Regions from separate parts of the Homo sapiens genome. Here region 2 is linked to region 1. The links are chromatin loops, found by intact Hi-C in ENCODE. Cell type or tissue: Caco-2. All regions are shown on one strand. Links, peaks and the distances in the headings refer to the core of each region. The heading gives the core; the rest is flanking DNA. Region 1 holds the start of MIR4455 (microRNA 4455). Region 2 overlaps LOC105377587 (a long non-coding RNA gene).

What was found. A loop is a pair of places that touch in the nucleus more often than their neighbours do. Peaks named below come from ENCODE experiments on the same cell type or tissue, not always from the same donor. Only the 100,000 strongest peaks of a DNase experiment are listed, where the experiment ranks them.
Region 2: a loop joins it to region 1, with 18 times the contacts of the local background. A loop is called at or near these places in 2 of 110 quality-filtered maps.

What each region holds. Positions count from the first base shown.
Region 1 is chr4:184,928,056-184,943,646 of GRCh38, forward strand. It overlaps MIR4455 (microRNA 4455), which reads right to left and starts at 10,385; the gene lies at 10,328-10,385. RefSeq lists a silencer at 12,580-12,874. In Caco-2, for the core only: no CTCF peak of the experiment used is centred there; DNase peaks (open chromatin) are centred at 7,116 and 9,356.
Region 2 is chr4:184,829,622-184,845,212 of GRCh38, forward strand. LOC105377587 (a long non-coding RNA gene) reads left to right here. Exons shown (of 3, transcript XR_939564.4): 2 at 1,492-1,814; 3 at 14,501-14,585. MIR3945HG (MIR3945 host gene) reads right to left here. Exons shown (of 3, transcript NR_132989.1): 3 at 13,675-15,304. Among named protein-coding and RNA genes, the nearest start is that of ACSL1, 11 kb to the left of the region's middle. In Caco-2, for the core only: no CTCF peak of the experiment used is centred there; DNase peaks (open chromatin) are centred at 8,840 and 9,350.

The sequences.
Region 1 (15,591 bases), core at 5,127-13,126:
GAGAATGGCGTGAACCCGGGAGGCGGAGCTTGCAGTGAGCCGAGATCGCGCCGCTGCACTCCAGCCTGGGCGACAGAGGGAGACTCTGCCTCAAAAAAAAAAAAAAAAAAAAAAAAAAAAAGATTTGCTAGGGCAATTCTAGAGTAGCCTTTACTTTAGTGAATAACTGAGGATTAATAGTTAACCTTTACTACTAAGGTGTAACCCTTCTGAGGTCTCTGTTGAATGCTATGAGAGCGCAATGAAGTCTTTCCACCCTAACTGATCATAACTCAAACCTCTCCCACCCGCGTGTGAGTCCTGAGAATTGTTCAGTTCATAGCTCGCGATCGTTCCTCATCCAACATTGTGGAGGTCGACTCTGGGCATCCACAGTTTACTATTCAGATTCAGGAGGACCCCCACCCAACAGATTTATGAAGACTTTATCTTTATAGTATCCCCCTCGCTGGCACTCCATCCTGCAAATTCCAGATGCCTCGGCCTCTTCTGACTCTGGTTTATCTCTACTCAATAAGTCTGCCTTGCTCTACCTGAGTTCTCCCTCCTTGTCTTGCACAAGGGAATATGCCTCCAGGCAGAATCTCTGGATGACTGCAGGGTTCACTCATTTATTTCTCTTCTCTCAGGCATTACATTCTTTCCTAATTTTCTAATTGTTTATAGCAAGAGAGCAAGTCCAGAAATGGCCCTCCTCTAAGCAACTATCTAAAGCTACCTAACGCTAAAACCTCCTTCTGTGTGCCAAATTCTATCTTTCTCATCTACTAAAGGACATATTTTTGACAATTCTTCCCTGACCCTCAAATCCTTCCGTCTAGTCACACTGGTTTCCTTGCTGTTCCTTGAACACGTCTTGCCTTGCTAATTCCATGAGGCAGAGATCTTTGTATATCTTCTTCTCTGTTGTATCCCAAACTCACATAATGGAGCCTGGCATAATAGTAGACTGCTCAATAAGTACTTGTTGAATGAAAATGACCAGACATCACCCAAAAATAGTGAAAAGGGGTAAATTTTTTCATCTCTTTGACTCTGGAGAAGAGGTGAGCAAACTATAGCCTGCAGGCCAAAATATAGATAGCTACCCCTTCCTCCCCAACTTTTTTTTCTCTTTTTAAATTTGAAACAGGGTCTCACTCTATCACCCAAGCTGGAATGCAGTGGTGTCATCTTGGCTCACTGCAGCCTTGACCTCCTGGGCTCAAGTGATCCTACCGCCTCAGCCTCCTAAGTAGCTGGGACATCGTGTGCGCCAGCATGCCTGGTTAATTTTTTTTTTTTTTTTTTTTTTTTTTTTTTTTGTAGAGACAGGGTTCCACCATGTTGCCCAGGCTGGTCTCAAACTCCTGGGCTCAGGCGATCCACCTGCCTTGGCCTCCCACAGTGCTGAGATGACAGGTGTGAGCCACTGCGCCCGGCCTACTAACTGGTTCTTTACAGAATTTGTTGACTCTTGATGTAGAGGGGCATGCTGAAGAGAGAATTCAGTGACCCCTTGCTGCTCACACAAAAATCCAGCCACTGAATCCAAAGACTGAAACACACCTAGATCCGGGTGGGGGAGCCGGACCCTCAGTACCATACAAAGATGCAACAACCTCACTCTGGGGGAGAAGTTAATCTCTTGAACTCCTGTGCTCAAGCGATCCTCCTGCCTCAGCCTCCCAAAGGGCTAGGATTACAGGCATACGGCACCATGCCCGACAAAAAGCTAATCTCGAAATGCTGCTATTTCACACCTCAGTGGCACTTTGTAGAGGTGGCGAGAAGTAACCGTGTCTGCCCACACACATCACCAGTGGGCAGATGGGAGGCCTTAGTCTATTTTTTCACTTCTACATCCATTAGTCTTTCAAGAGTTGAAAATTTCTCCGTAACTGCTTATTCTTAGTGATCTTGCCACAGAAGGGTCATTTGTATCGTATTCTTTTGACAGAAAGACACATCTCAGTTCCCTAAAATAGCATCAGCTTTCATCATTCTTGCAGACTGGGCTTCTTGGAACACTGGCTTCACTTTACAGTGCATGAGCTGGGGGCTCAGCAGGCACTTTTCCAAGATGCTAGAATCTGTGATTACTAGGGCAGGGGTGGCTGTGGGACCCCCTCCTGAATAAGCCCATAGTGGTCAAGCAGGCCCTGGTTGGAGGGCTTCCCTAGGAAGTTGGTGTGGCTCTCAGGATGACTCAGGTTGGGGCTGGCCTCCCTGGGTACTCCTTGGACCTGGAAGGACTCTATATAAAGGAACTGCCTGTGAGCCAAGCAACATCTAGACTTATGTTGCCCAGGCTGGTCTTGAACTCCTGGGCTCAAGCAATCCTCACACTTAGGCCTCCCAAAGTACTGGAATTACAGTGCAATTTTGTTGCATGTATATATTGTATAGTGGTGAAGTCTTGGTTTTTAGTGTATCCATCATGGGAATAATGTACATTGCACCCATTAAGTAATTTCTCATCAACCTCCCTGCTTGTGCCCCTACCCAAGTCTTCAGTGTCTATCATTCCACACTCTCTTCCATGTGTGCACGTTATTTAGCTCCCACTTACAGGTGAGAATATACAGTTTTTGACTTTCTGTTTCTGAGTTGTTTCACTTTAGATAATGGCCTCCAGTTCCATCCATGTTGCTACAAAAGGATGGAATTTTATTTTATTTATTTATTTATTTATTTATTTATTTGAGATGGAGTCTCACTCTGTTACTCAGGCTAGAGTGCAATGGCGCAATCTCAGCTCACTGCAACCTCTGCCTCCCAGGTTCAAGCGATTCTCCTGCCTCAGCCTCCTGAGTAGCTGGGATTACAGGCATGCGCCATCTTGTCCAGCTGATTTTTGTGTTTTTGTAGAAACAGGGTTTCTCCGTGTTGGCCAGGATGGTCTCGAACTCCTGGCCTCAGGTGATCCACCCACCTCGGCCTCCCAAAGTGCTGGGATTACAGGAGGTGTGAGCCACCGCGCCTGGCTGATTTTATTCTTTTCTATGACTGAATGGTATTCCATTGCATATATACAGACTACATTTTCTTTATCCAGTCTTGCAATGATGGACACTAAGGTAGGTTCCATATCTTTGTTACTGTGAATAGTGCTGCAATTCATAAATGTACAAGTGTCTTTTTTATATAATAATTTATTTGTCTTTGAGTTGATACCCAGTAGTGAGATTGCTGGATGGAATGGTAGATCTATTTTTAGTCTTTTGAGATATCTCTGTACTGTTTTTCATAAAAGTTGTACTAATTTATATTCCCAGCAAATGTATAAGCATTCCCTTTCTCCCCATCCTTACCAACGTCTGTTATTTTTTGACTTTTTAACACCCCTACTGACTGGTGTAAGATGATATTTCATGATGGTTTTAATTTGCACTTCTCTGATGATTAGCGAACTTGTGCACGTTTTCATATGCTTGTTGGCCATTTTTGCATGTCTTCTTTTGAAAAATGTTAATTTATGCCCTTTGCCCACTTTTTAATGGGATTATTTGTTTTTGAGTTCCTTGTAAATTCCAGATAGTGGTTCTTGGTTGGATGTATAGTTTGCAGGTATTTTGTCCCATTCTGCAGGCTGTCTGTTCAGTCTGTTGTTTATTATTATTATTACTATTATTTGCTGTGCAGAAGGTTTTCAGTTAAGTCCCATTTGTCTATTTTGTTGTTGTTGTTGTTGCTTGTGCTTTTGAGGTCTTAGTTATGAATTCTTTGCCTAGATCAATGTCCAAACGAGTTTTCCCTAGGTTTTCTCCTAGTATTTTAATAGTTTCAGGTCTTACATTTAAGTCTTTAATCCATCTCTTTTTTTTTTTTCTTTTGAGATGGAGTCTTGCTCTGTCGCCCAGGCTAGAGTGCAGTGGTGCGATCTCCACTCACTGCAACCTCTGCCTCCCGGGTTCAGCGATTCAAGGAAAGTTATTTTGTTATAAGCTGGGACTTAATGTGTATTAAATAATAGAGTTAACCACCTTCACAGAATGAGACACCAAGCACTGTGGGGCAGGAAAGTAGAAGAGACCCATGAGGGACTATTCCCATAGTTGTCTATTCACACAGACAACTATGTTTAAATAAGCTGTTGAATTGCTAGTTGCTTTTTACCTCAGACAAAAATACTGATACATGAAGTCAACTAGAATTAGGGCAGGAAAACGAGGGTCCCCATGTGATCACTCCAGTGCACCCCTTCACCTTCTATGACAAGGGTGGGATGGGACTGTTGTAGCCTCTGCTGCCTTGGGAGAAGGGGTCTCCCTCCCCCAGGAAAGGTCACTTGCCCCCAGAGGAAACCACCATAGTGTTCAATATCAGCAATTGTAAGGAACTGTGGCTTCACCTAAAGAAATCTCTACCCGCAGTGCCACCCTGCCCCGTGCCGCACAGCTGCAGCCCATCCAGCCCAGCCGCAGAGCCTTCCCTAGGGAAATCCGGCCCCTTCTCTAATGCCAAAGAATTCTCTAATGCCCTGTCTCTTATGCCTTCCCCTGGAGTCTGCTGACTGCAGCTGGGGCTTTGCCGTCCTATTGCTGTGCTTTGGCTGTCTGGCTTCTGCTGGCTTTGAGAGGGCTGGGAGGAGCCCAGGTTCTGTAAGAGAAGAGGGGAGAGAGCGAGCCTGTGGAGGCTTTATCTCCACACCATCTCCCCACTTACAACCAGCTGCTGGTAGCCTCTGGAATTTACCTAAGAATAACTTACCCTCACCTCATTACCACGAATACTACCTTCCAAAAACCAAATTGTTTAGTGTCCCATGAGAAAGGTGATTTTTACCTACTCTGCCCATTTTTATTTCAAAAGACACTCCTCTCCCTCCAATTATTGGAGAATACTTCTGTCTGAGCCATATGGAGAGATAGCCCCCACCCTAAATCATTTATCCCCATGAGGAAATGAGAAGTGAGGGCAAATTGTCTCTGTTTATCTCACCCCACAGAATTTTCTGTTTGTGTCCGGTATCCAGCACAGCCCCCAGGCCCCTTAGTTTTGAGGGTTTTTTTTGTTTTGTTTTGTTTTTTCTCCCGACAGAGTCTGGCTTTGTCGCCCAGGTTGGAGTGTAGTGGCATGATCTTGGCTCACTGCAGCCTCCGCCTCCCGGGTTCAAGCAATTCTCCTGCCTCAGCCTCCTGAGTATCTGGGACTACAGGTGCGGGCCACCACACCCAGCTAATTTTTGTATTTTTAGTAGAGACGGAGTTTCACCATATTGGTCAGGCTGGTCTTGAACTCCTGACCTTGTGATCTGCCCACCTCGGCCTCCCAAAGTGCTGGGATTACAGGTGTGAGCCAAGGCACCTGGCCATAGTTTTGAGTTCTTGATGCAGGCCCTGATCTGTCCTGTCTGCAGGATGTGTGGCTGCCTGACTTCAGATTCTCTCTGGGTTCTGGTACCTCTTAGCTCTATCCCAACTGAGGTTTCTCCTTGGTGATGCTGTGAGCTCTACCAGTCTCCTCAGGGACCAGCCTGGAAGTGGTACCACGTGGAGCAGTTCTCAGATGGGAATAAGGGCAGGGAAAGGCCAGCAGCCCCCTGGACCCAGATTCAGAAGAACCCCTGCTGATTCTCTGTTTTGTGTTTTTTAGAGACAGGGTTTTGCTATGCTGCTCAGGCTGGAGTGCAGTGGTGAGATCACATCTCACTGGATCTCCCAGGCTCAAGCAGTCCTCCCACCTCAGCCTCCTGAGTAGCTGGGAACACAGGTGCATGCCATCACACCTGGCAGTTTCCTTTTATAACAGATGAATTCCTCTGTAAAGTCCTCAAAACATCAAGCATTTCCAGTGCTCTTGGAATGAAATTCAAGGAATATAAATTATATTCACACAGTGCCTCTAGAATACACATTTTGTGTGAAGTTAGAAGAAAAATTGCTTTTTTATTTAAAGTAAATTATAATGAACTAGATCAGCTTTTTTTTTTTTTTCTCACTCAGCCTACAAACTAGTTGACAGCAGTGATTATCCGTTGTTGAAAACAGCAGACAACTGTCTTGATGACTTCCATTTTCAGGTTTCTGAGGCTGGGGTGGGGGCGGTTGCGGGGAGAGGCAACTCCTCAGAATCTTTATTAGATTCTCTGCTAAGTAATAATACAAACATGAAGTAGGGAAATCAAGGTAATATCCCTTCAAAGTGAGGTTTCTTTTTTCTTATTTCAAATTTATCCTGATAAATGCAAATTAAAACAAGGAGATACCTCTTTACACCTAGCGGAATGTCTAAAAACAAAAACAAAACCCCTGACATTACCAAGTGCTGGTACAGATGGGAAGCAGCTAAGTAAAACCCTCACACATTGCTGGGGAGTGCAAATAGTGCAACCAGTTTGGAAAACAGCTTAGTGGTTTCTTTTAAAGATAAACATTCACTTTTCATATGACTCAGCCATTCCTCTCCTAGGTATCACCCAAGAGAAATGAAAATGTATGTTTCCATAAAAATCTGTATGCAAATATTTATAGCAGCTTTATTCATAATTGCCAAACACTGGAAGCAATCCAACTGTCCATTAACAGGTGAATGTGAAATCGAACTGGAAAATACATACAATGAGATATACCCAGTAATAAAGAGGGATGAACTAGGAATACATACAGCAACTTCTCAAGGGTGTTACACTAAGTGAAATCAACAAATCTCAAAGGTTGCATATTGTGTGATTCCACTTAGGTAACATTTTTGAATTGGAGAACAGATTAGTGATTTCCAGGGACTATAAGTGGCGGGGAAGGAAGGAGTAGAGAGACTACAGAGGCGACGCACGGGGTAGATGTCAGTGGTGGTGGAGGCGGTTCTGATACTGGTTGAGGTGGGGTTATGGGAACGTGCACATGTGATAAAATGGCAAACATGATATTGTTGGGGCTCAGAAAACGGCACCCCAAAGGGAGACCTCAGAAGCAGCTCTCTCTCACCTTCTCCGGTCTTCCTGTCACTGGCCCCTGATTCTCCCCTGAAGCTAGTCATGGAAACTAGAATCCCTCCTACCCAAGTGGCCTTTCTGTGTAAAAACTGGACATAAGGAAATTATCTGACCCACCTTGTTTGACTTTAGGTCATGAGAACCCCATTCCAGAGAGGGCCCTGCCCCACACCCAGAAAGAAAGAATGCTGCCCAGAGAGGCCAAGAAGAATCCGGACAGACAGGCCTCGCCGGGTTTCCCTACTCAGTCTCTCAGCATTAGATGTTACCCTTTTTGTCCAATAGTATCTCTACACGGCTGCCCATACCTAAGCATAAAAATGGATGGTTTCCCCTGTATCTTTGAGCTCTTATGTCACATAAAACTCTGATTAAATAAATGTGCATGCCTTTCCTCCTTTTTTTTTTTTTTTTTGAGACGGAGTCCCACTCTGTTGCTCAGGCTGGAGTGCAGTGGTCCCGTCTTGGCTCACTGCAACCTCCGCCTCCCAGGCTCAAGCAATTCTCCTGCCTCAGCCTCTCCAGTAGCTGGGATTACAGATACGCGCCACCACGCCTGGCTAATTTTTGTATTTTTCGTAGAGACGGGATTCCACCATAGTTGGCCAGGCTGGTCTCAAACTCCTGGGCTCAAGCGATCCACCCGCCTCAGCTTCCCAAAGTGCTGGGATTACAAGTGTGAGCCACCATAATCCCTTTTCTCCTATTAATCTGCCTTCTGTCAGTTGATTTTCAGCAAACATTCAGAGGGCAAAGCGGCAGTTTTCCCTCCACTCCTACAATGTCAGCATCAATGTCCTGCTCCTGATGGCATGCTGTAATTGTATAAGATGTAGCCATTGGAGGAAACTGGCTGAAGGGTACAAGGGACCACTTGGTATTGTCTTTGCAGCTTCCTCTGACTCTATAATTACCTCAAAATTAAAAGCTTATATATATGATAATAAAGTTATATATCATGTATATGTTACATATACATATAAGCACACACAAACATGCATGTATATACACACATGCATTCATAAACATATTGTTGTAGGAGTTACTAAGAAATTATTTTAGGCAGATAGAGAGGAGAAGGGGTCCTTGGGAAGTTTTCATTTCTTTTAAAGCACCTCCAAAAACGTTTCTTGTCTAGCAGAAAAGCTCCGGCTCTTAGAGCTGAGCTGGCAACCTTTAGTATGCAAACGCCAGCCATTAGAAACTGGATCCACCCAACATGGCGATTCCCATCATTGTCCTCTTGCCCTTGCCCCACACGTTCCTGGCAACATGGCTGCCCCCACATATCCCCAAGTATGTAGAACATCATGGCACCCTGCATTTGCATATTAAAAGACTAGGGTGGGAGGGTCAGTTTTTTTCGAGGGCTACATGAATGACTTACCTGGTCAAACCAATCCCCTGAGCCCTGTGCAAATCAAACACCATCTCCTCCAGCCTCTTCATATAGCTGGCTGGTATCCTGGCATGTGGGGTCTCCTCTTTCAGCTTTGGAGCCCCCCTCCCTCTGTCTCTGTATGGAGGAGCTTCTTCCTTCTGACTTCTCCCATCTTTCTTGCCTATTAAACTCTCTGCTCCTTAAAATCACACCAGGTGTGTCCGTGTCGTTTTTTCCAATTCAACTCGAGAGGAAGAACCTGGTATTCCTCCATTCATCAGAGCTGTATCAATATGATACGATAATATGGGTGAATCTCAAATATATTATGCTAAGTGAAAGAAGCTAGGCACAAGAGGCTACATCCCAAATTACTTCATTTATATGACACTCTGGAAAAGGTCGGACTAGGGACAGAGGATGGATCAGTGGTTCCCAGGGATTCCAGGTGGGGCAGCACGAGGGTGTATAGGATGATAGAGCTGTCCTGTATCCTCTCTGTGGTGGTAATTACTTGAATCTATGTATGTGTTAAAACTTGAAGAACTGTGCACCAAAAAGAGTGAATTTTACTATACATACATTTAAAAGTAAACTTTAAAAAGTGGCTTGTCAGCAATGCACAGAACAGCTCATTTCTATTGCAACAAACTATTGTGATTACTTTTGTATAAGTTACACATTTGGTCTTCACAATTTGAACCCCAATTGTGACACTATGCAAAGGGGGAAAAGTTCCCTGAGATTGTGTGATCAGTAAAAGATTATATTTACATTTAAATATCTTCAGTGTTTTTGACTTTAGCAAGACAAATGAGAATCTTTGATGGTGTTTGGTTTGTTGACCAGCCAGTTCAAATTACAGCTGGGTGGTTACCAAAGCTGGACAGATTACAGTATGGAATTAAAGTCTGAACAGAGTATGGGAATGCTAGCTTGAAACAAAAATAGAGTTTTGGGGAAAAAGAGCTTGGGAATTAATTGCATTCCTTGAATTCATTCCTTGGAAGTGTTTCATGCTGGCTCCCACAGTGGCTCAGGTGTACATGCTTTGTTTAGTAGTTGATCCTTTGAGCCATAGGAATTTTGGAATGTAATATGTTTGTTCTCCACCCACCCCGTGCCCATGAATCTCTTTTAGTAGGTTGATTTATTCACTCTTTAACTTCTATTGCACCTGAGTATACCAACAGTAGGATTAGGCTAGAAAGTATGCAGTCATAAGCTGAAATCAACAGGGACAAGTGATTAACAGGTGGACAGTGTTGAGCTTGCCAGGTCACCACTCTCATGGTCAATATTTTCTTTGTGCTATTTTTGGCTTGGTTCCACATCAGAGAGTTCAAACTCTGAAGTTGTAAAGATACTGCTTTTAAGAAAAATCAGCTCATGTCTGGACCTTGATTTAATCGTTTATTCATCTTTTTATAGTACTCTCTGTTCCCAAGATAAGCTACTTTATAAGGCAAAATTTCCACCTCGGCATCATTTCATATAAACATTTAATGCTGAAACTCCAGGTTACATCTGGCGTCTAATGATGAACGCAGACAGATGCTCCTATCCAGCCATGCCCTCTGCCACTCCGCGGGGTGCTGCTTTCCATTTCCTCTCTGTGTCTGTCAGCACCAGGGCCGAGCTTTTCTTCCGGGATAGATGCTGAGCTGACTCTGCACTCAAAGCGCTTCAAATGATGCTGATTGAAATCAGATGCTATAAAATGTTCATCACTTAGTTTCATTTATTAGTTTAGAGTGGCGTGCTATGCAAGCTTTTTGCTGTTTATTTATATTTTTACTTTAACTTTTATTAAAGTAATACAAGCATGAATTTTATAGAGCCAAACAATTCTACAATGTTCATTAACACAAATAGTAGTTGCTCCTTGCCTCTTCTCCAGAAACACCACTTTCAATTATCTTAGCTAATGCTATTGTCAGTAACCTCTACATCTCTAAATAAAATGCTTATATTGCTTTCCTTGATTTTTCAGCTTTATGCATTCATCTATTGGCTTATCCCTTTGCAAATGAAGAATTTGGCTGTCCTTCCTTCTCTTATTCTCAGGAAAAACACACACACCCTTCTCATCTGCTTATCTTTCTAATCTGGTTATATCATAATTTTTGTTAGCTCTTTGTTGAGCATTTATATGATTACAACCATGAAAATACTAAACTAAGCCATGCATCAAACTATAATGACTTTTCCTATCCTAGCCACTCTTTGCTTCCCTGGATTAAAATTTTATTATTATTATTGATGCTTATCACTAATTCAAACACAAACTCACTTAATTATACAAACATCCTCTTAAGACAGTCAGAGCATCACATATCTTATCAATCCAATCTTCACAAAATCTCTCCCAGATTCTCCAACATACTTCAGTCTAGATCGGCAGTCCCCAACCTTTTTGGCACCAGGGACCGGTTTCATGGAAGACAATTTTTCCACAGACAATGGGGGATGGTTTTGGAATGAAACTGGTCCACCCTAGATCATCAGGCATTAGATTCTCATAGGAGCATGCAACCTAGACCACTCGCATGTGCAGTTCAGAGTAGGGTTCATGCCCCTGTGAGAATCTAATGCCACCAGTGATTCGACAGGAGGCTGAGCTCGGGCAGTAATGCTCACTCACCTGTCATCTATCTCCTGCTGTGTGGCCCGGTTCCTAACAGGCCACCGACCAGTACCAGTCCACAGCCCAGGAGTTGGGGACCCCTAGTCTAGACCGTTCTCAACAACTGGGGCCAAACTGTCAACCTGGGACTTCTCCATCTTCCTGGGAATTCCCTTCACTTCTCTCATGTTGGATCTCCTGTTTCCTGTACGTCTTCTTTCCTGATTTACTCCTTTATCTTGGTGAAGCATATCTTTTAGCAACTTCCTACTATGAAGGAATAAAGGTGCATAGGAAATACAATATCTGGAACATTGCCTTTCTAAGATGTCTTTATTCAATCCTCATACTCAATTGATTTTTTTTTTTTTTTTTTTTGAGATAGAGTCTCGCCGTGTCGCCCAGGCTGGAGTGCAATGGCGTGATCTTGGCTTACTACAACCTCCGCCGCCCAGGTTCAAGTGATTCTTGTGCCTCAGCCTCCCAAGTAGCTGGTACTACAGGCGCCCGCCACCAAGCCCGGCTAATTTGTTTGTATTTTTAGTAGAGACAGGGTTTCACCATGTTGGTCAGGCTGGTCTCGAACTCCTGACGTCAGGTGATCCGCCCACATTGGCCTCCCAAAGTGCTAGGATTACAGGTGTAAGCTAACACACCCAGCCCTTAATTGATATTTTGACTATGTATAGAATTCTGGCTGGGTGGGGTGGCTCACACCTGTAATCCCAGCACTTTGGGAGGCCGAGGTGGGCAGATCACGAGGTCAGGAGATCGAGACCATCCTGGCTAACTCGGTGAAACCCCGTCTCTACTAAAAATACAAAAAATTAGCCGGGCGTGGTGGCAGGCGCCTGTGGCCCAACTACTTGGGAGGCTGAGGCAAGAGAATGGCGTGAACCCAGGAGGCGGAGCTTGCAGTGAGCCGAGATCTCACCACTGCACTCCAGCCTGGGCAACAGAGCGAGACTCTGTCTCAACAAACAAACAAACAACAAAAAAAAAGAATTCTAAGATAGTAGTTATTTTTCTTCAAATGTTTGAAGGCCTTGCTGTCTTGTCTTCTAGCCTCTGCCATTACTGTTGAGAAGCCTGATGACATTCTGATTTGATCCTTTGTATCCTTTAATCTTCTCAGATCCTTTCTTTATCCCAGCAGTTCTAAAGTTTCCCAGTGACATGCCTTGATTTATGTCTGTTTTTATCTACCATGCGTCAGTCTAAAAGCTTACATCATTCTTGTCTGGGAAACTGTTCAAATTACTTACCAAAATATTAACGAATGATTTTTTCCTTTCCATTTTTTTCTGTTCTCTTTTTCTGAATCTCCTATTATTTAGATATTGGACCTCCTGGACTAGTCTTCTAATTTTTTAATTTGTTCTTTTTTTTTTTTTTTTTTTGCTCTACTTTTTGGGAGAGTTCTTCAATTTTATCTTTCAATTTATTAAGTAAGCTTTAAACATTTTCTAGAATGGTTCTAAATGTTTAAAGCTCCTCGTTCTTCAAAAGTCTCATTTTTGTGTCATTCTATTGCTGTTCCAAGGGTGAAATATCTCTTCGTGTCTCTTGAGCTAGTACTGGTAAGTTTTTAAAAGAGCTGCTCTGTTTTGTCCACATTGTTTTTTACATTGGTTTGTCTTGGTCTGGATCTTTCACTTAGAATTTTCCTCACGTGGCTCGAATCCATGATCACGTGCTCATAAGAGCAAGAGGAAACTGAGTATGTGGGTCGTTAACAGTGAACTTCACCCTGGGCTGAGCTGGCCGAACTGTTTCACGGGAAACTCATAATCAGTATCTGTAAGATCTTCTTGGGCTGGTCAGATCCCCACAGGACTTTTTTTAGTCTCTTGCCTGGAGGATAATTGCCTGGCTAGGTTGACAGCATTCTGAGCTAAGGAAGACGGAGAGGACTGCAGGTCTCAGAATCCAGTGAGAATCTACTTACCTAGTCTCCCTATTTCTGGGATAGCACCCACTTCCACCTATGCCTACTGTCCCCTAGTCAGAAGACCTGTATTTTCTCTACAGAGAATAAATATCTAATAGTCTGTGAGTAGGGGGAGGGGCAACTGTCTGACTGCACAAATTGGATGAGGTGATGTGGAGGTGAAATTGCCTCTTGTTTTTGAGACAGGGTCTCTCTCTGTCTCCCAGGCTGGAGTAGGGGCTTGATCACAGCTCACTGCAGCCACGACCTCCAGGGCTCAAGCCATCCTCCTGCTTCAGCTTCCTGAGTAGCTGTGACTACAGGCATGTGCCACTATGCCCAACTAACTTAAAAACAAATGTTTTTGTAGAGATGGTGGTCTTGCTATGTTGCCCAGGCTGGTCTCAAACTCCTAGCCTCAAGTGATCCTCCTGCCTCAGCCTCCCAAAACATTGGGATTACAGACATGAGCCATGGTGCCTGGCCCAAATTACTTCCTAAAAACTTTCAACAATTCATTTAGGCCGGGACCCTCAGTGCTACCAATTCACAGCTGTTTAGAGACTCTGGTACAAATTAGCTTTCCTCACTGCTGATTTAAGATTCAGCTTCTTTATGTCTGCTAAGTCAGTTAACAGTCATGTGTATGCTTTCTGGATTCCAAAATTTATTGTCGTTTTCTCCTCTCACATTCTCCCATGCCATTAGAAATCTCCTTTACCATAGTTTTAGAGAGATATCAGGAGAGAGGTATGTTCAACCTGCTATCCTTATCTGGAAGTCACCATGTACTTTTGATGGTGCGTGTGACCTGGAATCTATATAAAGCCCTCCTGGCCTTCACAGAAAGTGCTACCCATCGAGGTCAGAGCTGTTTCTCTAACGCACCGAAGACTACCAGGACACCCGCAGGTAGGGTCTGAAAGCTCTCCACGTGGGACATGGGACCCTGCTTCTCTAGGTACCTGCTTGCCTTCCCTTGCTTGGGGGGCAGTGAGGGTGTGAGTGTGTCTCTGTGTGCTTGCCTGTGCATGTGTGTTTATGCGAGCAATGCTTGCTTAAAGGAAGTAAGGGAAAGTCGTGCATGAGATGATGAAACAGCTGAGAAAACCTTCAACACTGTCTATTTGTGACCCCTGATATTACAATTAAGAAATGAAGACCAGAGCAGGGTCATGACATGCTGGAAGTGTATTCCCAGGAGGGACCCAAAGACAATTTATTTTGCTCTATAAGTATTCACAACGCAAAACCACACAGCAAAATTAATGACAGAATTAGATGACAGCGTCACATCTGTGTCCTTCCCATCACACCCGCTCCCACTGCCTCCACTGTACAGAGGAGATGACCGAGATGCAGAGAGGTTGCAGGCTTTGCCTGCAGCTGTGCAACTAATGTGAATTGCTTAAGAAAAAAAACTAACACAGAAATAACAAAATAATACAGAGTCCTGATGTAGGAAAGAAATGCTGTGTTTACATTGGAATGTAAGCGGAATCCTATTAAAAACTTTAAAAACTGCTGTTTAAAAAAAAAAAAAACTTTCTGACCTTGAACCAATGAAACTTTTTTTGCACCTGAAGAGCAAATCCAAGATAGTAATAAAAATAAAGTATGAAGCATCTTGGTGTGTAGTTTATGACCCTTATCATATTTGCTAGAGAGTTCCCAGATGTGGAGTTTCTGCCTTATAATCCTTCTCGATGTTAAGTCATCCCTCTCCTCCGCTCACTGGTGGCTCCTTCTAAACCACATCTGCTTTTCCAGATGTGGGCTGGGCACACAGAAGCAGAGCACTGAAGATATCGCCTCCTAAACTTAGACCAGAGCCCTTACCTGCCACCTTCTTAGTTCCCTTTGCTCTAGGGCCTGTTACATTCAGCAGTCAAGGATTTCTCAGACACAAAGAGCATCAGGTCTTACAGGATAGCTGGAATGAGCTGTGGTTTCCTCCAGCACCTACCCAAACTGGACAGCTCAGGCAGAGAGTGTTAGTCTATTTGCATTGCTATAAAGGAGTACCAAGGCTAAGAGGATTATTTGGCTTATGGTTCTGCAGGCTGTACAAGAAGCAGGCCCCAGGGTCTGCTTCTGGTGAGGGCCTCAGGAAGCTTCCAAACATGATGGAAGGGGCAGGGGAGCCGGCATGTCATATGGCGAGAGAGGGAGCAAGGGTGGGGAAGGATGCCATACTCTTTTGAACAACCAGATCTTGCTTGAATTAATAAGAGCAAGAACTCATTACCATGGAGAGGGCACCCGGCCATTCACGAGGGATCCGGCCCCATCACCCAACACCTCCCGCTAGGCTCTACCTCCAACATTGGGGGGTCACATTTCAACATGAGATTTTGGGGGACAAATATCCAAACCACATCACAGAGGCATTCTCCGCCAATGCAGGAACCATTTGCAGTAAAATAGCCCAGGAAGGAGGTGACTGCTCCGTCAGCGCCATGATGCCAGGAGTTTTATTTTGCAAGAAGCAGAGTCAAAATAATAGAAAGAATGCGAATTCTTTGCCTAAGACTAGAATGTTGATATTTGGAAGAAAGTTCTTGCATCTGTGGATAAAGCGTGTTTCCCCTTAGACGGATTCAGAAGGAAATCAGACTCAGCCATTGCTGGTGGAGGGAAGATACGCTGTAGTTCGAGTTACCGCTGCTTCCTCCATGCACGGGACCAGGGCACCTAAATGCTTTCAAGGCCAGCAGAAGCCTGTACAGAAGGAAATT
Region 2 (15,591 bases), core at 5,094-13,093, 98 kb before region 1:
AAGAGCCAATTGGATATTGTAGTGGTGCAAATTTCCTAGCGGAAATTTGAGTCTTTTTTCGGTCACTCCTGCCCTTGTTACATTTTGGCCTGATTAAAATGTTGTGGCTAATTCTGGCTAAATCCACATTGACATCTGCCTAACACCGATTGATCAATCTCCTGGAGAAGCTAAAGAGAACTGGGCCGGGTGCAGTGGCACATGCCTGTAATCCCAGCATGTTGGGAGGCCAAGGTCGGCGGATCACTTCAGCCCAGGAGTTTGAGACCAGTGTGAGCAACATGGCGAGATCCTGTCTCTACAAAAAATACAAAACTTAGCCCAGCATGGTGGTGTGCACCTGTAGCCTATAGTCCCAGCTACATGGGAGGCTGAGGTGGGAGGATCTCTTGAACCCAGGAGGTCGAGACTGCAGTGAACCGTGATTGCACCATTGCACTTTGGCATGGGCAACAGAGCAAGACCACATCAAAAAAAAAAAAGAAAGAAAGAAAAGAAAAAAAGAATCGAAGTCTTTCTGGGTCAAGCTGATTAGCAGGTTTACAGTGGCCTTGTCTCAAAAGTTCCCACTTGTGATTAGGAACTACAAAGCTGTGATTATTATTAATCTTCTGCACCTATTGCTTTTGAGCATGGCTATCTGAAGTATAGCCACATCAATTAATAATGGCCGATGAGCTTTTAATTACAGACCTCGGTAATTGGCTGGTTAAAGGAAGATTGGCATCAGTAACTGAGTTCTTTTTGTTCAATCCATTTTGGGACTGCAACTATATTAGGCATACATCCATGCCCCCATGAAACTGTAAGGGACTGGAAGGAGGCAGTGTGTCCCGTGAATCCTCATGAACCATCCCAGTCTTTCTTACTCCCCTGCACGTCCTCTTCATTTACACAGAGTAGGTATTCAATTGTTGAGTTGGACACATTTTTCTAACTACTCGATGTCAACCAAGGGTAGATCCACGTTTGGAGCCTTAAACTTACACAGTTTAGGGAACCTCTATAAGAAAATTACAAATACAAAGTTGGATACAAAAGTGAATGTTTCCTTTAGAATTAGAACAGAAATCACAGTAAACTACAAATTTTAAAAGTTTGGGCTTTCTAGGGCCTCCGGCAGTAGGGAAGGGAAAAAATGTTGCCCACATAATTGCAATCATAAATTTCACAAAATCCAGAAAAAAATCACCTAAAAATTTTATTAATTCTTTTTTCCTACCACTCTAATAAGTTTTTTTCCTGTGTTTTGGGCTGTGTACTAATGAATGTTTTCTTCATGCGACATTTTAAATAAACTTTATAAAACAGTTTTTGATGTATAGAAAAATTGCCAAGTTCCATAAACCCCCCACCCAATTTCCACTGATTAACATCTTAGATTAACATTTGTGATGATGACTGAGCCAATATTGACACATTATTATAACCAAAGCCCATCCATTGTTCAGATTTCATCCGTTTTTACCCAGCGTCCTTTTTCTGTCCCAGGATATCAACCAGGATATGGCATTGCATTGGATCCCAACCAGGATATGACGTTACATTGGATCCCAACCAGGATATGGCATTGCACTGGATCCCAACCAGGATATGGCATTGCACTGGATCCCAACCAGGATATGGCATTGCGTTGGATCCCAACCAGGTTATGGCATTACATTGGATCCCAACCAGGTTATGGCATTGCATTGGATCCCAACCAGGATATGACATTGCATTTACTCATCACGCCTCCTTAGGTTCCTCTTGGCTGTGACGGTTTCTCAGACTATCCTTGTTTTTTAGGACCTTGACAGTTTTGAGGCATACTGGTGAGTGTTTTGTAAAACATACTTCTATTGGGAGTTGTCTGATGTTTTTCTTACGATTAGACTGGGGTTATAGGTTTTTAGGAGGAAGGCCACATGTGACATTTTTATAATATAATTTTCTACAGGAAGAAAATTCGGACTTTTCTCTACCATGATTGATGGGCTTTTCTTACATTGTTAGTTTTGATTCAAAATCAAAACTATGTGGATGGGTACCAAATTCATTGCTTTTCATTTTAAATGAATGCTGATTGGAAAAATTTTCAGTGGTAAACCTACCGGCTATGTCCATTTCACTCCGTGTTTCTCTTCCCCTGCCCATCTCCTAAGATGCCTTAGGAGAGGGGAAATATGATCTCTGGCCTTGAACCTCCTGCCAGGATGCTAGATAAGTTGACAGAGAGGGTGGAGAAATATACCTGAAGGCATTCCTGTGCGGAGAAAGCTAGAGCTATACATGCAAGTCCCTGTGAATTCCGTAACTACATCTCCCCAGACCCAAAGAAATGTATGTTCAGCTCCAGCTCTTGTTAGCTGGGTTCCAAAGATGACCTTGGTCACTTCAGCACCATAATGGGATGAGGTGGTGACAGAAGAGACTTTGCATAGAGTGCACCAACTGTGCTATGTGCTGTATCAACTGATTGCAGCTACGTGGTCTTACTTTTGCAAATTTTGTGGAAACATTTAACCATGTGACTAGGTTGCCAGAGCCCCTCCCGAGGTCTCACAAGGGGCTTCTATAAATGAGAAGCCCTAAAAATCAAGCTATGTGAGCCTCGCAATGAATCTACTCCCGTTGGCAATGCTTTTTGCACCGTTATGATGCCACTGCTTGGACTTGCTAGTTCAACTCTCCTGGGCTTCAGCGGTAGTGAAGAAGAAGCATTTCCACCAGGCCGACACTGTTCTAACACTACTGATAATTATCCTGTGGTCTTCAGTGGCCCTAATGAAGTCATAGTCCCTTTCTCCACACCCCTTTTAGTTTTAACATGCACTTGATCCACTGGCTTCATCCACTCCATGTGGGAGAACAATCCACAGCTGCTTAGGCCGCAGCTGCCCAGGGTTTCCCCTCTCTTTTCTGGGTTGGAGGACTCCAGCTCTCCCAGACTCACTGCTCAGGCCTTCTCCTGGCATTGCAGTTCTGCCCCAACACAGAGCTGACAAACCAGGGCGTCTAGACCCCACCCTGCGTCCCCACAGCACTCTATTTTTTTGTTCTTGGAAGTGATATGAAGATCTTATGTAGTCAATGTCAAAAAGAAATGATAATTACTTCATTTTTCCCACTCAACTGGCCACTTATTCCCAACTAGTAAAATTCAACCTCTGCAAGGGTTTCTAAGGCACCCTTCATAACCTGACCCTGCTTTCCCCGCCAACAAGTTCATATCATTTTCCTCTCCAGCTATCTGTAGTCAAGAGTAAAAAGTCTGGAGTCACACAGGTTGGAACCAATTCCACTACTCACTAGTTCAGACCCAAGGCAAGTAACTGTCAAATCCCTGTCTTTCTTATCTGCTGAGTGAATATAATACTGTATTGCATCAAATCTAAATCATCAATTGTAAGATGCACTATTAATTTATGTAGCCCTGATAAAGAAAAGAATTTCTGCTGATTTTAATTGCAAAACATTGTCCTTTGGAAGATGCACCCTCTATCAATTCGCTTTTGCTGTATGACAAATCACACCAAAACTTAATGGCTTAACACCACAATCATTCATTAGCTCATCATTCTGTGGGTCGGCACTTGGGCTAGGTTCAGCTGGGTGGTTCCCCTGCTGGTCTCTCTTAGGCTCAGTCCTGCAGCCACCAATAGCTGGTGGATCAGCTGGGGCCAGATGCTCTGGGATAGCCTCATTTACATGTCTGATGGTTGGCTGACAATTTGCTGAGGCTCCTCAGTTCTTCACATGGCCACCCTAGCAAACTAGCTCAAGCGTGTTCAAATAGTAGTGTCACGGCTACAAGCACAGCAAAGGGGACAAGCCTCAGGGCATAAATGCTTTTCAAACCCCTTGCATCATGTTTGCGTGCTTGAATCCAGGCAGTCTGGTTCCAGACCCTCGACTCTTAACCTGCAGAGAGTTCCGTCTTACTGGAGAGGGGAATGAGAGCAGGGATGGGTCCCGTTGGCTAAAGCAAGCCACATGACCAAGTCAAGACTCAGTATGGGAAAGAGCTACTGAAGCACATGGGTACGAGGAGGAGAATTTTGCTGGTTATTTTGCAATCTACCCACATCCTGACTGTGTACATAAAAAAGTCTGAAGAAATTTGTACTAAGAGTGCACAAGTACTAAGAGTAGTAGTGCTTGCCTCAAAGAGTTGAGTAGTAGGGCTCTGTGAGATAATGTCAGTAATATCACTTAGTACAGTGCGTGGCCCCTGGTCAATGTTCTGTACGTACTATTACTATCACATTTGTGTCCGTGCTTCTTTCTACCAGAAAGCTGGTAAATTCATGTTTATCCTCCCAATCCTAACTCAGACATCACTTTCCCTAGGACACACACACAATTTGTTGCTCCCAGAGCTGTGCCACCCTGTACTTTACACACATTGCCTTTGTTGCAGCAGGTTGTCATTCTTGTGCTTCTGTGGGCCTGGCTTTGGGCTTTTTGGTAGCAGATATTCTGTGTCTAGACACCTTCCATCCCCAATACAGTGCCTGGCACTTGATATGTGTTTATTTAATTGAAGTGACATGTTACTTCCAATAGAACTTCTTCTCATTCCCCTGGGTATCATCTTCCTTTCCTCTGGGGATGCTCCCACAGCACCCTACCATCTTTCTAGTGTAGGACTTGTGACACTGAGCTGTGATGACTTGTTTGCGTAACATGCACACATAAAGAATTTTCCTTATTTCTTTATATTACACAGAGCTCCCCAGTACCATGACTAGCGGTAGCAGCAAATACTCTATAAATACCTGTTACATTTATTTATTTATTTATTTATTTATTTATTTATTTTTGAGACCGAGTCTCACTCTGTCACCCAGGCTGGAGTGAAGTGGTGCAATCTCAGCTCACTGCAACCTCCACCTCCCGGTTCAAGTGATTCTCGTGCCTCAGCCTCCCGAGTAGTTAGGATTACAGGCACCTGCCACCAGGACCAGCTAATTTTTGTATTTTTAATGGAGACAGTGTTTCACCACGTTGACTGGGCTGGTCTCAAACTCCTGACCTCAGGTGGTCTGCTCACCTTGGCCTCCCAAAGTGCTGGGATTATAGGCATGAGCCACTGCGCCTGGCCAACACCTGTTAAATTTAGAAAACAGAGTTTTCAATCTCTGTCTTACACCCAAGAAGGCCTGTGGCCCAGAGATCCGGAGTAAAATTAGATTCAGTATTTAATCCATCAATAGCTCGTTCTTACTGCATCCCTAGGGTATGAACTCTGCTGACTTTTCTCTCCTCTTTAGATCACAACCCAGTGACATCACCACTACACAGAGAATCATTGCAGGCCCTATCCATGTCTCCGTGGTCTCTCTGATCCCCCACCCCCACCCCAACACACACACCACGCGCGCTCACAAACGTCAGTATTTTATGTGAGTAGAGTGTGTCTATAAATACCATGGACAGTGGATGGGACTTGGATCAGGTCTTTTGTCACCCTATGATACCCTATGGGGGCAGGACCCCAGGACCCCATAGAGTTGGTATATTGGCTCGGAGGGATGTTGAAACTGTGAGTGGAACAACATACCACCATCCTCCACTTCCATTTGCACCCTCTACTTCTCTCCTGCAGCAGGCTGACGCCGGCCCAGAGCCTGCATACAGCCACAAGCTCACTTCTCAGCCTTTTGGAGGCCATGCACCACCTTGGGAATGCAATGGAAGATTCAGACCCTCCTCATAAACGTTTCCCACATGCTTTCTATGGGTTCCCTGGGGTCCCCAGTTAAGAGCCCTGGTGGAATAGAAAGGGCACTGGATTTGTACTTGCAGAGATCTAAGTTCAAGGTCTGATTCTACCTCTCACTAATTCTGTGGCTGATCTCTCTGAGCCTCAATTTCTACATCTGAAAATGAGGTATAGCCAGCACTGCAGGTTGTAAGGGGCCTGCTACGTGATAGGTCCTCAGTTTTGCCTTCCCCGTCTAAGCCTCCTAGGTACCTGGTTACCATTTGCAAGAGCCTGGAGCTAACAGGTGGAAGTTTCATTCCAAGTTCAGGTCTTCATGCAATCACGTGAAACCATTTACTGAGCATTTATTATGTGCTAGCCACAGTGGTAGGTGCTGGAGTATGCAAGTGTGTGTTTATACCTGGCTGTGAAAGGTATACAGAGGTGAACATAATATGAGACCTCAGGGAGCTGGTAGTATGATGACCTAGTGCCCATCTATCCACAGAATGCAATTTGCCTAAAACGTTTAGCACAAAATGTTTTACCTGATTAACCCACTACAAAGACATCTTATTATTGATACCTCCAGCGTTTCGGCTATGGGATCAAAGTCTGGCCTATGTTTGACACCCGTATATCTCTGTGAAAATACATTGTCTTCCTCGAGTCTATTAAATTCAATGCCAAGAGCCTCCATTAGGGATATTCTTGTGTAGTCAAAATTGAGTGAGATGTCTTTGGCATGAATATATTGAATGTACAGCTTTTGAAATTAGTTCACTATGGTAAATATCAATGTTTTCACTGACTGAATAAAATTGATTATAATATTGCACTCTACACAGCTAAAGATTATTAACTTTTGGGGAAATGATTTTTTATCATGGCTAAAAATCCATTTTTAAGATGCTTGTCAGGCTGTTCTTTTCAGCATAGTTCTCAATTGAAAATGTAGACAGCTCATGGCATTGTGGGCATTTGTGCTCACTGCTGAACACATTTGAATACCTCTGCTCTCACAGTCTTTTCTTCAAGTCAAACAGTCTACCAGAATGCACTAAGCTCCCATTTTGCCAAGAAGCTGGCTGTTTGAGAATAATCTGGAGAGATTCCTAAAGACTTTGATAAGTGTAATTTTTTGAAAGCTCTGTCTCTCTGGTGTCATTCCTACTGAGGCTGCTCATGTCATTCAGGTTCCATAATTTGGATGTTAAATGAAAAAAAAATGAAGCACAGTGGTCTAGTTTACAATTTAGGTTAATTGGCCTACTTCAATGTATCTCATTTTCAAGTATTTTCACCTTTACTATGAACTCCTACTTACTGAGCACCTACTATTTTGTACAGTTCTGGGCCAGGAACTGCTGTGAGTATGAGACACCTGCCTTCTCGATTGTAAGCAACAGAAATCCACCATGAGCAATATGAGTAGATATAGAATTCACTGAAAGGAAATTGGAGACTTTCAGAGACTGAAAGACCTGAGCTGGTGTGTGGTCCAAGAAGCAGGAAGAAGAACCACAGCCATCTCTTAACAAGAACAGGCTGCTCAGAAGCCTGCCGGCCAACACAGCCACAGTAACTGCTACCAGGCTGGGTCCACTGCAGGCCACAGCTGCTGCACAAGGAGGTTCCAGCCCTCCTTTTATCTTTGCCGCACGCACCCGGGAGTCAGAATTCTAGGCAAGAGCTCCTGGTTGCCAGTCTTTGGTCCTGCGCCTGTGCCCTGGCTGCTGGGTGTGGAGTGAGGAAAAGGATGCCTTTGCTTTGTTGTCTGTAGTTGCAGAGAGGGTGACATGACCCCTCCAAGTAGGAAGAGGTTATTAAATACTGGATAGTAAAATATGACAAAGCTCCACCACATTCTTTGTTCAATGATAAGACAAGTACTAGCATTAGAATTAGTTTAGACAAAGGGAATTAAATTTTTTTTTTTGAGTCTCGCTCTGTTACCCAGGCTGGAGTGCAGTGGTGCGATCTCAGCTCACTGCAACCTCTGCCTCCCCAGTTCAAGCGATTCTCCTGCCTCAGCCTCCCGAGTAGCTGGGATGACAGACGCATGCCACAATACCCATCTAATTTTTGTATTTTTAGTAGAGACAGGGTTTCACCATGTTGGCCAGGCTGGTTGGTCTCAAACGCCCGACCTCAAGTGGTCTGCCCACCTCGGCCTCCCAAAGTGTTGGGATTACAGGCGTGAGCCACTACGCCCAGTGGGAATTAATTATTTACTGGAGAAATAATGGTAGGCCTTCAAAATAAAATTTTGAAGGAGGAATGGGTAAGAATTACCATGCAGATAATGATAAGCCCAGGCATAAATGTGGATGTATACAGAGGCCCAGATATATGAGACAGCATAGAGGGTGAGGTTGGAGGAGTAAAGAAAGGAGACAGGGCAGAATTGGCTGCCCTTCTCAGCCAGCTTAGACCATTGGACAGTGGTACGGAGACACACTGAGCAGTTTTAGACAGAGGCAGGTCACATTTACCTTTTAGAAAGCTCACCTTGGTCCCTGTACGGAGAGTGGATGGCAAGAACTGGTGTGGGTTGCGGTAAGCCAGGCTCGGGGAGACCAGGTTTTCTCATTCTGGCTTTTTCTCCAATTAGCTATGTGATCTGGTCTCCAACTTGATCTTAACCTGTCTCATTATTTTCATCTTCTAAAGTGCTTTGATTGGAAAAGACAATTCTAATGTGGTCCATTCTACCCTCAAAGTTTAGACTTTGTTACTGTAAAGGCAAATTGGAGTATGATTATTAAAAAAACTTAAGTTGCAGGATAAATTATTTGAACTACTTGTTTACTTATTCAACAAATATTTTTATTTTTATTTTATTTTATTTTTAGAAACAGGGTCTCACTCTGTCACAGGCTGGAGTACAGTGTCGTGATCATAACTCACTACCGCATTTAACTCCTGGGTTCGAGCAATCCTCCCACTTCGACCTCCCAAGCAGTTGGGATGACAGGCGCATGCCACCACATCCTGCCAAGTTAATTTTTTTTGGTAGGGGTGGGTAGAGACAAGGGTCTTGCTTTCTTGTTCAGGCTGGCCTCCAACTCCTGGCCTCAAGTGATCCTCCCGCTTAGGTGTCTCAAAGCACTAGGATTACAGGCATGAGCCACTGCGCTGGCCTCAACAAATATTTACTGACTATTATTTATGTCTCAAAACACTAGGATTACAGGCATGAGCCACTGCGCTGGCCTCAACAAATATTTACTGACTATTATTTATGTCTCAAACACTGTTCTAGGCTTCAGAGGATTAGCAGTAAATAAGAAAAGTCCTTACCACTATGTGAGGTCTTTTGAATGAGAACTAGATTCTAGCAAGAGGAGTGGGGGGCAGTCAACAATAAAGAAACGACTGTCTAATGATATAAGGTGGTGGTATGTGCTATAAAGAACAAAGCAGGTTGGGGGGATTTGGAAGTGACTGGAGAGAGGCAACTCTTCATAGGCTGGCAGGGCGGCCTCTCAAAGAAGTGAAAGAGATTTTAAACAGAGATTCAAATGAAGGGAGGAATCAAATGAAGATAGGCAGGAAGAATTTTCCAAGCAGAAAGATCAAAGAAATGGCAAGTGGGAAGGTCTCCAGGCATGTGAGGGGAAGAGCAGGCAGGTCAGTGAGGGCGGAGCACAGAAGAGGGAAAAGCAAATACAAAGGCTCCGAGTCATGTTGAAGAGAAGACAAGAATATCTACATGACGTCATGGAGGGGCCAGAAAAGGGTGACGAGAGATGACTTCAGAGAAGTGGCCAGGGACCAACCTTCATTCATGGATTGTTGATTGTTTCATTCTTTCAGTGCAAGAGGCACTGTGCTAGGATCTGGGAATGCAACCATGAACTGGCCATGCCTTCAAGGAGCTGAAACCCCTTCCAAGGGGCTCAGAAGACATCAAACGTGTCTTTTTTTTTTTTTTTTTTTTTTTTTTTTAAGACAGAATCTCGCTCTGTTACCCAGGCTAGGGTGCAATGGCGTGGTCTCAGCTCACTGCAACCTCCGCCTCTCGGGTTTAAGCAATTCTCCTGCCTCAGCCCCCCAAGTAGCTGGGATTACAGGCACGTACCAGCACACCTGGCTAATTTTTGTATTTTTAATAGAGATGGGGTTTCACTATGTTGGCCAGCCTGGTCTTGAACTCCTGACCTTGTGATCTGCCCGCCTCGGCCTCCCAAAGTGCTGAGATTACAGGTGTGAGACACCACGCCTGGCCAAAAGACGTCAAACGTATCTTCTCTCGTCAATCTTTCTTTCCATGTCTCCATAGCTTGCCAACTCTCCTGCAGTCACACTTTTCTGGCCCATTGAGCTTTTGCTAAGGATGTTGGCTTTGCCTGGGTTTGCCCTTGTTATCACCTCATACAGCTAAATCTTCCTTAGCCTGTAAGATTCAGCTCAAATGCCAGTTCCTTGAGGAAGTTTCTAATACCCCAGACTGCGAGAAGTCTCTACTGCTCTATGTCACTCACCCATTTATCTGTCCATCTGTCTATTCAGCCATCCTTCCATCCATCCATCACCTTCATTGATCTTTTCCCCTCCAGTCAGTAACAGGCCTGTCCTGGGTACCACTGATGCCACAGTGGACAAAATACAATCTTGCCTTTGAGTAAGTCAGAAAGCAATGGCAAAGTCAGACAAGAAAATGAACTTGAAATATAGGGAAATATTACAGTGAATTATTGTTTAACGGGCACTGCTGTTTGTTCAATGTCATATGGAGCACAATAAATAATAACGAAAAGTGAAATATCAAATCCTGACTTTAAGCATGGCTCCTGTTTTACAAATGGAGTTTGTAAATAATTTTTCAATGTATAGGATAGATATTAAATATTGGCTTATCAAAGATTTAATATACAGTCTAAATGGTAGAAATTCAACTGGACAATTTGCTATGATGACAACAGTAAAATAATTGTCTCATCTTCTCCTTTATGGCTTTCACTGACATAATGTAGTCAATTCCTCCAACAGTAAATTTCTTTTTCTTTTTCTTTTTTTTTTGAGACAGAGTTCTACTCTGTCACCCAGGCTAGAGTGCAGTGGCACGATCTCAGCTCACTGCAACCTCTGCCTCCCAGGTTCAAGTGATTTTCGTGCCTCAGCCTCCCGAGCAGCTGGGATCATAGGCACGTGCCACCACGCCGGCTAACTTTTGTGTTTTTAGTGGAGACGGGATTTGGCCATGTTGGCCAGGCTGGTCTCGAACTCCTGACCTCAAGTGATCCACCCACCTCGGCCTCACAAAGTGCTAGGATTACAGGCGTGAGCCATCATGCCCAGCCCAAATAGTAAATTTCTATGTAGATAAAGTAATTAATCAAAAATTGGTATGAAACACTCTACCAACTAAAAATCTGTAGGAGAACCCTCCTCAAGGCATTTATATTATATAATTGTGGGGATAAGACTCAGAAATGAAAAAGTAATTTCATTTGTGAAATGCATTTTTAAAAAGGCAGTAGAGGATAAGAACCAAATGAATGGTATATAGGAAGTCAGTGATATGAACTCACAGAAGTATTGAGGAGGGAGGCTTTGAATTGGTCCTTTCGTGATGAGCAAAATTCAGAGGATAAAGTAAGTGGAGGAAAAACTTCACATTGGGGAAATAATGAAAGCAAAGGCCTGATTGAGAGCTGGTGAAGGGCTGAAAATCATACAGAAGAGTGTGGAGTTCGTTGGAATTTATGAAGTTGGTGCTAAGTTGTCTTGTTTACCATTATCCCCAGCACCTAGCATATAGCTTGGCATAGCTATGTGTTGGATGAATGGATTTTTAAAAAATGAATGAATAAGCCATAGGGAGCTACTGCAGATTCTTATTTACAATGACTTAAAGAAAATGGTGCTTATGGGAGATTAACCTGGCAGCAGTGATCATGATGAGCTGGACTGAATAGAGAAGACAGTGAAGAAAGGACCACCTCCTGGGAGGTCACATGAAGTATGGATATATGGATCTGCTCCAGATGGTGCCTTCAGGTTTAAGAAACAGTTGAAGGAACACATAAGAGTCACCAATGGAGATGAGTGGTCAGGCAGAAGGAGGAGTCAAAGATGACTGGAAGAATGGCGGTGTGTTTATGGGGTCTATTGAGTTGTAAGAGAGGAGGGTGTTTCAGGAGGATTGCCATAGGAGAAGGTGACATTTAGGGGCAGGAAGAGGGAGGGCATGAAGGTGTGGAGTCCTTAGTCTAATTGCAGAGAGGAGCATCAGAGTCGTCTGCTCTTGTGGGCAAAGGCCTCACGTGAAACATTCAGGCTCCTAGTCCTCCGTCTTCTTGTAAGCTAAGTTAATTTCCTCTGCAATTCTGTAGCAATACAAACTCATTAAATAACCAAATCAGGAAAGTGTGTCTGTGAGGTAGTTCCATCATCTTTGATTTCTCCTTCGTTTTTCTGTGATCCTGCAGAAGGCTATTTTTTGTTTTGTATGTTCTAAGTAGGGATGAGGGTTCTGCTTTGCTTGCTTCTGAACTGGAGAATGCTGTTGGGGAGGTCCCCAAAGGCAGCAGGAAAAGCCCTGGGGTGGAAAGTGATGCTTGCTGTCGTTATTGTACCCGCTATTGTACCCACCCTGTGGGGAAGGCTATGCAGCCAATGAATGGTCTAGTCAAAGCCTGGGCATGCCTGTCTCTGGACCCCACATCTGTGGAGGGCTTTATAAAGAGGGTAAATTTCTGTCTGGACCAGCCAAGTGAAGACTTGCCCGAAGGCAGGTGTATATTTAGAGGACTGCCTCCAGCTGTTTCCCTCCCACAGTGGTGTCTCTGTGGAAGTGCATCTGTTACATGCGGATCAAAGTCATCTTGCCATGCAGTTCATAGCATCCATGCTTTTGTCTTTATCAGAAAGGTAATAACGGCTTACAGAATTCTGATAGTGGTGGCAGCATCACCTGGACAGTCAGAAATAATGCACGTGAGAGATGAAGGGGGCTTATCCCTAGGTGATAACAGTGACAGTGGAAAAAGTGGATGTAGTAGCAATGGATGTTGCAATGGGACTGTTTCTTTTCTTTTCTTTTCTCTTTTCTTTTCTTTTCTTTCTTCTTCTTCTTCTTCTTTTTTAAGACAGAGTCTCACTCTGTCACCCAGGCTGGAGTGCAGTAGCATGATCTCGGCTCACTGCAACCTCCGCCTCCTGGGTTCAAGTGATTCTCGTGCCTCAGCCTCCCGAGTAGCTGGGATTTCAGGCACATGCCACCATGCCCAGCTCATTTTTTTGTATTTTAGTAGAGACAGGGTTTCACCATGTTGACCAGGCTGGTCTCGAACTCCTGATCTCAAGCGATCCACCTGCCTCGGCCTCCCAAAGTGCTGGGATTACAGGCATGAGCAATAGGACTGTTTCTTGAATGGATGGGATTGGGTGGTGGTGATCATGGGGGAAGAAGAGTAGGAAACTAGAGGACTCAAGAATGACTTCTAGGTATTTGCCCTGAAAAAAAACAGATGGATCATGGCGCCATCTATTAAGATGAAAAAGACTTAGGTAGGAGCCAGTTTGCGGGGAAAATAAAAAATTCTGCTTTGGAGATGTGAAGTTTGAGATGTCTATTACTCATCTAAGTGGAGTTTGCAAGTAGGCAGTCAGATATACATCTCAGGGGAGTTCAGGGCTGAAGATTCAAATTTGGGAGATGGATTTTTGTAAATCTCCCACCTCCTTCTCAGGCATTAGTTTAAGATAAGGAGAGGGTAGAACTGCTCCTTGACTTACCAGAAATGAGGAGCAGATGCTATTTGTTCACTTGTACTTTTGTCCATCCCTCAAATATTTATGGAGTACTTTCAGTGCTAGGTACTGTGCTGACTTTTATGGACTGGATGAGCAGATACAGGTACAGACACCGCTCTCATTGAGTTTGACATCCAGGGCTGTGCAGTAGAAAGTGAGCCTACTACGTAAGCTGAATTTTCTAATGGCCATGTTGAAAAGGTCAAAAGAAAGAGATGAAGTTAATTTTAATAATCTATTTTATTTAACCCAGTATATCAAAAATTAGTATCATTTCAACATGTAATCAATATAAAATTACTGAGATATTTTATGTTCTTTTTCTCATACTGTCTTCAAAATCTGTTGTGTCTCTTACACACAGCACATCTCAATTCAGACTTAGCCGCATTTCAAGTGCTCGATAGCCTGGATCTAGAAGATGCTGTAGAACTTGGCTCCCTGATGTCTAAACCCCTCCCTTCTCTCCTGCCCATTGGTGATCTCCAGACCTTCGGGGACTGTTGGGAGCTCCAGTGTGCTGTAAAATAGTGAGGTGTAAACCTTGGGCACACAGCCCCAGAGCAGAACCCCAGTCCACCTTGCCCAAAGTGCCAGCAATGGCAGCCTGATGATAGAGGTGCCATCATCACACAGATCAGTATCCAGCTGTTCCTAGCCACACCTGGATTAATTAGTGACCACTGGAAGATAATTGCTGTGTTTTAAAACTGAGAGCATTGCCACCATGTACCATGGTAAATATATTTGTTAACAAGATAAAAAAAATGTTTTTTAGTAAAAGCAACTTCAATCCTGGTGTCTCCCCCGACAACTCCCCTTGTCCTGTTTTCCTGGCACTGGGTGCTGACTACTAGGCAGCACTTCTTCTCTGAATCCCACCGCCTGGGCACAGGAGAGATCAGAATGTGTTTGGTGAATGAACGAGCTCAAGAATGGGAGGCTTACTCTGTGACTTGCGGGAGGAGAATGTGTGGGATTTTTGACATTGGTTCCTTCTTCAGATGACAGATACAGACAATGACGAATGCTCTCTCTTCTTATCAGGAGAGCTCAACGTGGGCGTTTCTTTCTGTAACAAGTATGCATCATGGCTGGCTGACTCCTCCCCATAACAAGCAGTTTAAAGGTGAACGGAAATGGATCTTGGCGATAGCAGCTTTTGGAAGCCTAGGCGCGGCACAGAAGGTCAGACAGGAATGGCTTGTCTTCCACTACAACATGGGGCTTCATCGGAAGCACCGCTGCTGAGGAACAACCACCTCCTCCTGACCATCGCAAGCTGCCCAGGAAGACATGCTCATAGCAGTGTCCGTTTCCCTGCCTAACTTTCCACCAGAAGATTCCTTCATGTCTACGGGCGGACCCAGGCCGATCTTGGAATGCATGTTTAAGTTTGTCTGACCTTTCTATCTTTTGCCTTCCTCTTCACTAGAGAACCTGAGCACTAGGTTCTCCTGTATTATTTATTTTATCTTATTCTTTTCTTTTTTTTTTTTTTTTTTTGAGGCAGGGCCTTGCTCTGTCACTGAGGCTGAAATGCAATGGTGTGGTCATAGCTCACTCCTCGGCTCAAGTGATCCTCCAGCCTCAGCCTCTAGAGTAGCTGGTATTACAAATGTGCAGCACCACAGCCAGCTAATTTCTTTTCTTTCTTTCTTTCTTTCTTTTTTTTTTTTGTAGAGATGGGAGTCTTGCTGTATTGCCTACGTTGGTCTCCAACTCCTGGGCTCAAGTGATCCTCTTGCCTCAGCCTCCCAAAGTGGTGGGATCACAGGTGTGAGCCACCACATCTGGGTAGATTCTTCTTTAGGTTCCTGAGCCTGGAGAGATGGCCTGCAGGGGCATCTGCTGCAAAGGAATGAGATAAGCTGTGATAATCTGGGTCCTCCAAGAAGCAGAAGCCATAGATTTTATCAGGGAGCTGGAAAAAAGTGGGATGACCATTAGACTGCAGTGCAAGTCTGACTCCAAATGAAGGAGAGGAAAGGTTGTATGGAGGCCTCCTTGGCTCTAGGGAAAGTTCAGCAAGGCAGAAGAGAAGTGCTGAGACAACATTCTAGGCAGAGGAGCCCCATGTCTCTCAGGAAGGGGGCTGCCTAGTGCCCCTGCCATGCCCCATCACGGGTGGGGAGCAG